2 separate regions of the Homo sapiens genome follow, and region 1 is linked to region 2. A link is a contact called in ENCODE Hi-C or POLR2A ChIA-PET data. All regions are on one chromosome and are shown on one strand. Each heading gives the region's core, a stretch centred on a gene start or an enhancer-like site at or near the end of the contact. The rest is flanking DNA. Distances are from core to core; before and after follow the strand shown. Region 1 holds the start of UNKL-AS1 (UNKL antisense RNA 1). Region 2 holds the start of TELO2 (telomere maintenance 2).

The links. A loop is a pair of places that touch in the nucleus more often than their neighbours do. ChIA-PET counts read pairs that join two places held with the same protein, here RNA polymerase II (POLR2A). Pooled maps may share reads with other maps.
Region 1: a loop to region 2 is called in a map of gastrocnemius medialis, with 2.8 times the contacts of the local background. The contact joins the promoter of UNKL-AS1 here to the promoter of TELO2 in region 2. A Hi-C loop is called at or near these places in 3 of 168 maps with a recorded cell type or tissue (CD4-positive, alpha-beta T cell, HL-60/S4 and gastrocnemius medialis), 3 of 37 single-sample maps with no recorded cell type and 11 of 50 pooled maps. POLR2A ChIA-PET finds 5 or more read pairs at or near these places in 5 of 52 experiments (PC-9, Panc1, activated B cell and 2 more).

The regions. Positions count from the first base shown.
Region 1 is chr16:1,407,057-1,409,782 of GRCh38, reverse strand. It overlaps UNKL-AS1 (UNKL antisense RNA 1), which reads right to left and starts at 1,389. Exons shown (of 2, transcript NR_188570.1): 1 at 891-1,389. All of the region lies in intron 2 of UNKL (unk like zinc finger), which reads left to right. RefSeq lists silencers at 966-1,115, 1,386-1,455, 1,506-1,555, 1,434-1,611.
Region 2 is chr16:1,491,956-1,494,655 of GRCh38, reverse strand. TELO2 (telomere maintenance 2) reads right to left here and starts at 1,296. Exons shown (of 21, transcript NM_016111.4): 1 at 1,051-1,296; 2 at 40-410. The coding sequence starts at 374. RefSeq lists silencers at 859-1,058, 1,069-1,118, 1,289-1,378 and enhancers at 591-1,491, 1,589-1,638.

The sequences.
Region 1 (2,726 bases), core at 140-2,639, 85 kb after region 2:
CGGAGTCTGGGTGTCTTGGTGTGGACTCAGCCTCACTGCTAGGCACAGGGTGGTATCCAGTTCTTACAGGGATGGACAGTGCTGTAGTAAGCGCCTGCCTCTAGGTGGTCACTTCAAGCTGTGCTCAAGTAGCAGTTCCATAACATCATTACAAAAATATTAGCCTGCTGTCTGAATGGCTTACAGTTTATAATTGAGGGTGGTAAGTGGGGCTAAGATGCCTGTTTGGTGTTTTGTTTTGGATACCTGGGTATATGCACACATAGTAAGGAAATTTCCTTATTTTATTTAAGATTTTGTTTGTAGCGTGTGAATGACTTGCTTCGACCGGCCCTTTAGGAAGTGTCTGACAGGCTGCCTCCCCTGAGATCTCTCCTCCATAATTATCCTTCATTCCACGGGAGTGGGACTTTCTCATCGCTGAACAAAGGGAATAGCCAGTTTGTCCTATTGAAGTACCCGTTCTGGTTCTCATTAAGGGTTGCCTCGGAATTTGTAAATAAAGGAACGTTCAGAATAAGGACAGGGCCTTCCTTTTCTTTAGTTCATTGGTTTTTAAAATTTCTATTTTGGCTGGGCGCGGTGGCTCACGCCTGTAATCCCAGCACTTTGGGAGGCCGAGGCGGGCAGATCACGAGGTCGGGAGATCGAGACCATCCTACATGGTGAAACCCCGTCTCTACTAAAAATACAGAAAAATTAGCTGGGCATGGTGGCGGGCACCTGTAGTCCCAGCTACTTGGGAGGCTGAGGCAGGAGAATGGCGTGAACGTGGGAGGCGGAGGTTGCAGTGAGCCGAGATCGCGCCACTGCACTCCAGCCTTGGCGACAGAGCAAGACTCAAAAAAAAAAAAAAAGAAATTTCTATTTTGGGTGTTGATACTACCAACCTGTTATTTTACACATGAATGTGTATCAGAGAGCAGAGACCCTTAGCCCGTATCAGGCGTTGCTCTTGGTTGTGGCTGGAGGTGCTGGGGCTGAGCTGTGGGGCAGAGCAGGACTGGGACCCCAGGAGGGCCCCCCGCTGCTGGCGTCTCCTTTCCACGGCAGGCTGGCACCTCGCTCCACCCCTGCCTGCTCAGTTGCTGCCTCTGTCAGCCCCCCCTGGGGGCAGCCCCACCGGTACCAGCTCCTGCGGACGCCTCTGCCGTCACCCCTCCCTCCGTGGAGGGTGACCTCCTACAGCCCCTGCTGTCATCTCTTCTCTCTTCCTCATCCTATGGCTCCCCAGGTCACTTCTCGGCGTCCTCTATCCTCTGTGGGCACCCCCTCCGGTGCCTGCCCCCGTGGGTGCCCCCACTGTGCACCCTTTCCTAGGTGGGTGGCTGCCCCTTGTTGCACCCCACGCCGTGCCGGTCCTGTGGGCATCAGCGTGATCTCGGCCCCGCCCCGCCCCGCTCGGGAAAGGCCTTTTGTTCCGCGCGACACGCCCCTCCGCTGCGCGCCCGCGATTGGCTGTCCCGGGTCACGTGTGAAGCCCCGCCCCCGTGGGAACCGTCCTGGTCGTTGGGGGGGGGGGCAGCTCCCATGTGGGCGTGGCCTTGAGGCCCCGGGGGTGTAGCTGAGGGGCAGGCGCTTGCTTTTCTCTTTAAACAGATTGCGGTAAAGAAATAGAAAAGGCGCCCCGCGGGACCCCGGGCCTCTCCAGGGTCCATCTTTTTTTTGTTTTTCTTTTGAGCCAGGGTCTGGCTCTGTCTCCCAGGCTGGAGTGCCGTGGCTCGATCTTGGCTCACTGCAACCTCTGCCTCCTGGACTCAGCTGATCCTCGTGCCTCAGCCTCCGGAGTACCCAAGCGATCCATATGCCTAGGCTTCCCAGAGTCCTGAGATTACAGGCCTGAGGCACCATGCCCAGCCTCTAGGCCCATTTTCATTGGGAAAAAAAAATACACGTGGCCTGCAGCTGTGTAGCCACAGAACGAGTGGCCATCTGCCAGCCCACCCCTGTCCAGAAGAGCGCTCCTGCACTGTGGCCCTGCAGCCACCCTGGGTCTCGTTCTCAGAAAAAACAGGCTTGCCCCATTCCTGTGGTGCCACTTTTCCAGATTGACACACAGACACAGGTTTGTCCTTTTTTTTTTTTTTTTGACAGGGCCTCACTCTGTCGCCCAGGCTGGAGTGCAGTGGTGTGATCTTGGCTCAGTGCAACCTCAACCTCCTGAGCTCAAGTGATCCTCCCACCTCAGCCTCCAAAGTAGCTGGGACCATAGGCGCACACCACCACGCCCAGCTGAATTTTTGTATTTTTTGTAGGGGTGGGGTCTTGCTGGTTTCGAACTCCTGGGCTCAAGTAATCCACCCACCTCTCCTCCCAAAGTGCTGGGATTACAGGAATGAGCCACTGCGCCCGGCCTCTGTCTTCTTTCCAGAGCTCTGTTTGGCGGTGTCACCTGACAGACCTGACACTTCCCGCTTGCCCTGTGCGCCTCCCCAGGCCTCTGTCGTCCGGCAGGTGCAGAACTCCTGTCTGGATGGGTCCGGGGTGTGCCTAGCTGGGTCTCCACTGTGCATTCTGTGAGTAACTGGTGGGAGGAGAAACTTTTCCAAGTATCCATTTCTAAGATTAACTGTTGCTGCTTGTATCTGGCGGGTCTGGAGTCTGATCTTTTTTTTTTCTTTCTTTCTTTTTTTTGAGATCGAGTCTCCCTCTGTCACCCAGGCTGGAGTGCAGTGACACGATCTCGGCTCACTGCAGCATCCACCTCCCGGGTTCAAGTGATTCTC
Region 2 (2,700 bases), core at 47-2,546:
AGGCTACCGGCAACCCCAGGATGGGCCCAGCCCACTCACCCCGCAGCACCCTCGATGGTCTCCATCAACACCAGGAAGGCTTGGTCCGCCGGGCCCTCCAGGAAGAAGCTGGCCCACAGCTCCTCCAGGCGGCCATGGGGCAGCAGCTCCAGCCAGGCTGGGCTCAGCCTGCTGGCAAGACATCTGAGGACAGGCGAGAAGTGGGCCGAGGCAAACTCCTCCTTCTCCCTCGGGAGCGCTGGAGGCTCCATCTCACCGAGATACCGCTTCAGGGACTCCAGGGTGCAGAAGATGTGGCCGCCATCCTCCGAAGACGAGAGGGCATGAATGGCTTCCCGGACGGCGAGTCGAACCTCTGAGGGTGCTGGCTCCATCCTGCAGGACAGATCTGGGCGTCACGGGAAGACGACCTGTGACATGGACACAGGGCTCAGCTTGGGGCACGGAAATAATCCACACAAGCTCAGGAAGCCCCTCGGTGAGCGCCCCGAGACCCCACACCCCTCAACCCTGGTCCCACCCAACCCTGTCCCGCCTCCTTCCCCTCCAGTGCCTGCCGGTTTCCACCCAGAGTTCGCTCCTCCGCTCGGACCCCAACGCTACCAGCCACTGCAGGGCTTCTCAACCCGGGCCACTGTGCCCAGGGAACATTCTCAGTTGTCTCAACCGGGAGTGCCACTGGCGCGAGAGGGAGGTGGAGGCTAGAGATGCTGGTGAGTGTTCCCCGGGCACAGCGCGGCCCCACGCGTCCTCGCACCCAAGGCGGGAAACTCGGCCCGCGGGAGCTGCCGGCCCTCCCGGCTCCCTGAGCGGTGAGAGGTGGCTCCAGTCGCCATTCCTCCGCCCCTTAGAAACCAACAGCTTACGGGGAACACGGGTTCGGGGCTAGAGGAGCCGCACGCGGACCCGCCCCCGATCCAGGCCCGGACCCCGACCTGTACCCGGACCCCGACCGGACTCCTACCCGACCTGGACCCGACCCAACCAGACCTGGAGCCCAACCCGACCCAACCGGACCCCCGATCCCCGATCCCCGACCCCCAACCCGACCTGGACCCGGCTCCCGGGTGACTGCAGCGCGCTCAGGCGCCGCGCGCCACCGATTCGCTGCAGCCGATTCCCCACGGCCGCCGCGGCCCCGGACGAAACGCGATCGCGGCCCAGCCGGTTGGCCCCGAGCACGAGTTCCTGGGTCCGGGCGAGGCTCCCGCGGGTTTTCTTGAGCCTCTGGGGCGGGTCTCCGCGGGCCTCTCAGCGCGAATCTGCGGAGGACGCCAGGCGGGAGGGCGCATCTGCGCCTGCGCTGCGCGGGGACGGGGCGGAGCCTGGACGCGGGAGCGGGGGGCGGTGGGGTGGGCGGGGCCTGACGCGTGAGTGGGGCGGGGCCTGAGGGCAGGGCCGCGCTTCCCCACGTGGCTGCGAGCTGGGTTCGCTGCGCCCGGGTGGTGGGTTCTCGCCTTAGTTTCTCCCATCTCGGTCGTCCCTACCCTGGAGTGATGTCAGCCGTCTCTTCCCTCCGCCTCGGGTCCCACATTCTCTCCAGAACGCCGAGCGTTCGCTCTAAGGCAGATGTTTACCAAGACAGGCCTGGCTCGTCTTCCCCGGATGTAAGGCTCTGCTTTCAAGGGTCAGAGGCCAGTAAGGGAAACGCACGGTACACAAGGAAGTAAAAGAGCAGTTGAGATCATGTCAGATCTGAACAATTGCAGCTCCGTAAATGAGGCCGGGTCGTGGAATAAAAACTGCGACCAGTAGGGTAAGCGCTAGACGCATGTGGCTCTGTAAATTAACTGAAGTTAAATAAGTCCAGTTCCCTTGCAGCACTAGCCCCATCTCAAGGGCTCGGTACTACCTTTGGCTGTGGCCGCCAGGCTGGACAGCCGGACACTGAACATTTACAACATGCAGTGCCTTCTGTACACCGCAGCGGAGTGTGGGGGGCTTCATCTTTGTGGAGGGGGCAATCCAGGAAGACACCTAAAGAGGCGCCATTTCAGCAGTGATGGATGTGGGAAAAGCTGGGGAACAGTTATCCATTCAACAAACATTGATTAAATGCCTGCTTGGTGCACCAAGCCTTCTGAGCAACAAATGATGCAAAGTTCCTGCTCACCTATCGGGGGAACAGATAAAGTACATACGAAATATGCCAGGTGACAGGCCTCGAGCAGAAAAACTGGCAGAGGCCGGGCCCGGTGGCTCACGCCGGTAATTCCAGCACTGGGAAGCTGAGGTGGGAGAATCGTTTGCACCCAGAAGTTCAAGAATGGGAAAAATAGTGAGACCCTGTCTCTACAAAAAATTTAAAAATTAGCCAGGCACGGTGTCATGAGCCTGTGATCCCAGCTACTCAGGAGGCTGAGGTGGGAGGATGGCTTGAGCCCGGGAGGTTGAGGCTGCAGTGAGCCATGTTCACTGCCACTGCACTCCAGCCTGGACAACAGAGCAAGACCCTGTTTCAAAAAAAAAAAAGGAATCAAAATAAAAAACCGGTAGGGTAAGAAAATAAGAGCCAGTGGCCGGGCACAGTGGTTCACACCTCTAATCCCAGCACTTAGGGAGGCCGAGACGGGTGGGTCACAAGCTCAGGAGTTCGAGACCAGCCTGGCCAACATGGTGAAACCCCGTCTCTCCTAAAAAAAGAATAATAATAATAATAATAGTAATACAAAAATTAGTTGGGCGTGGTGGCATGTGTCT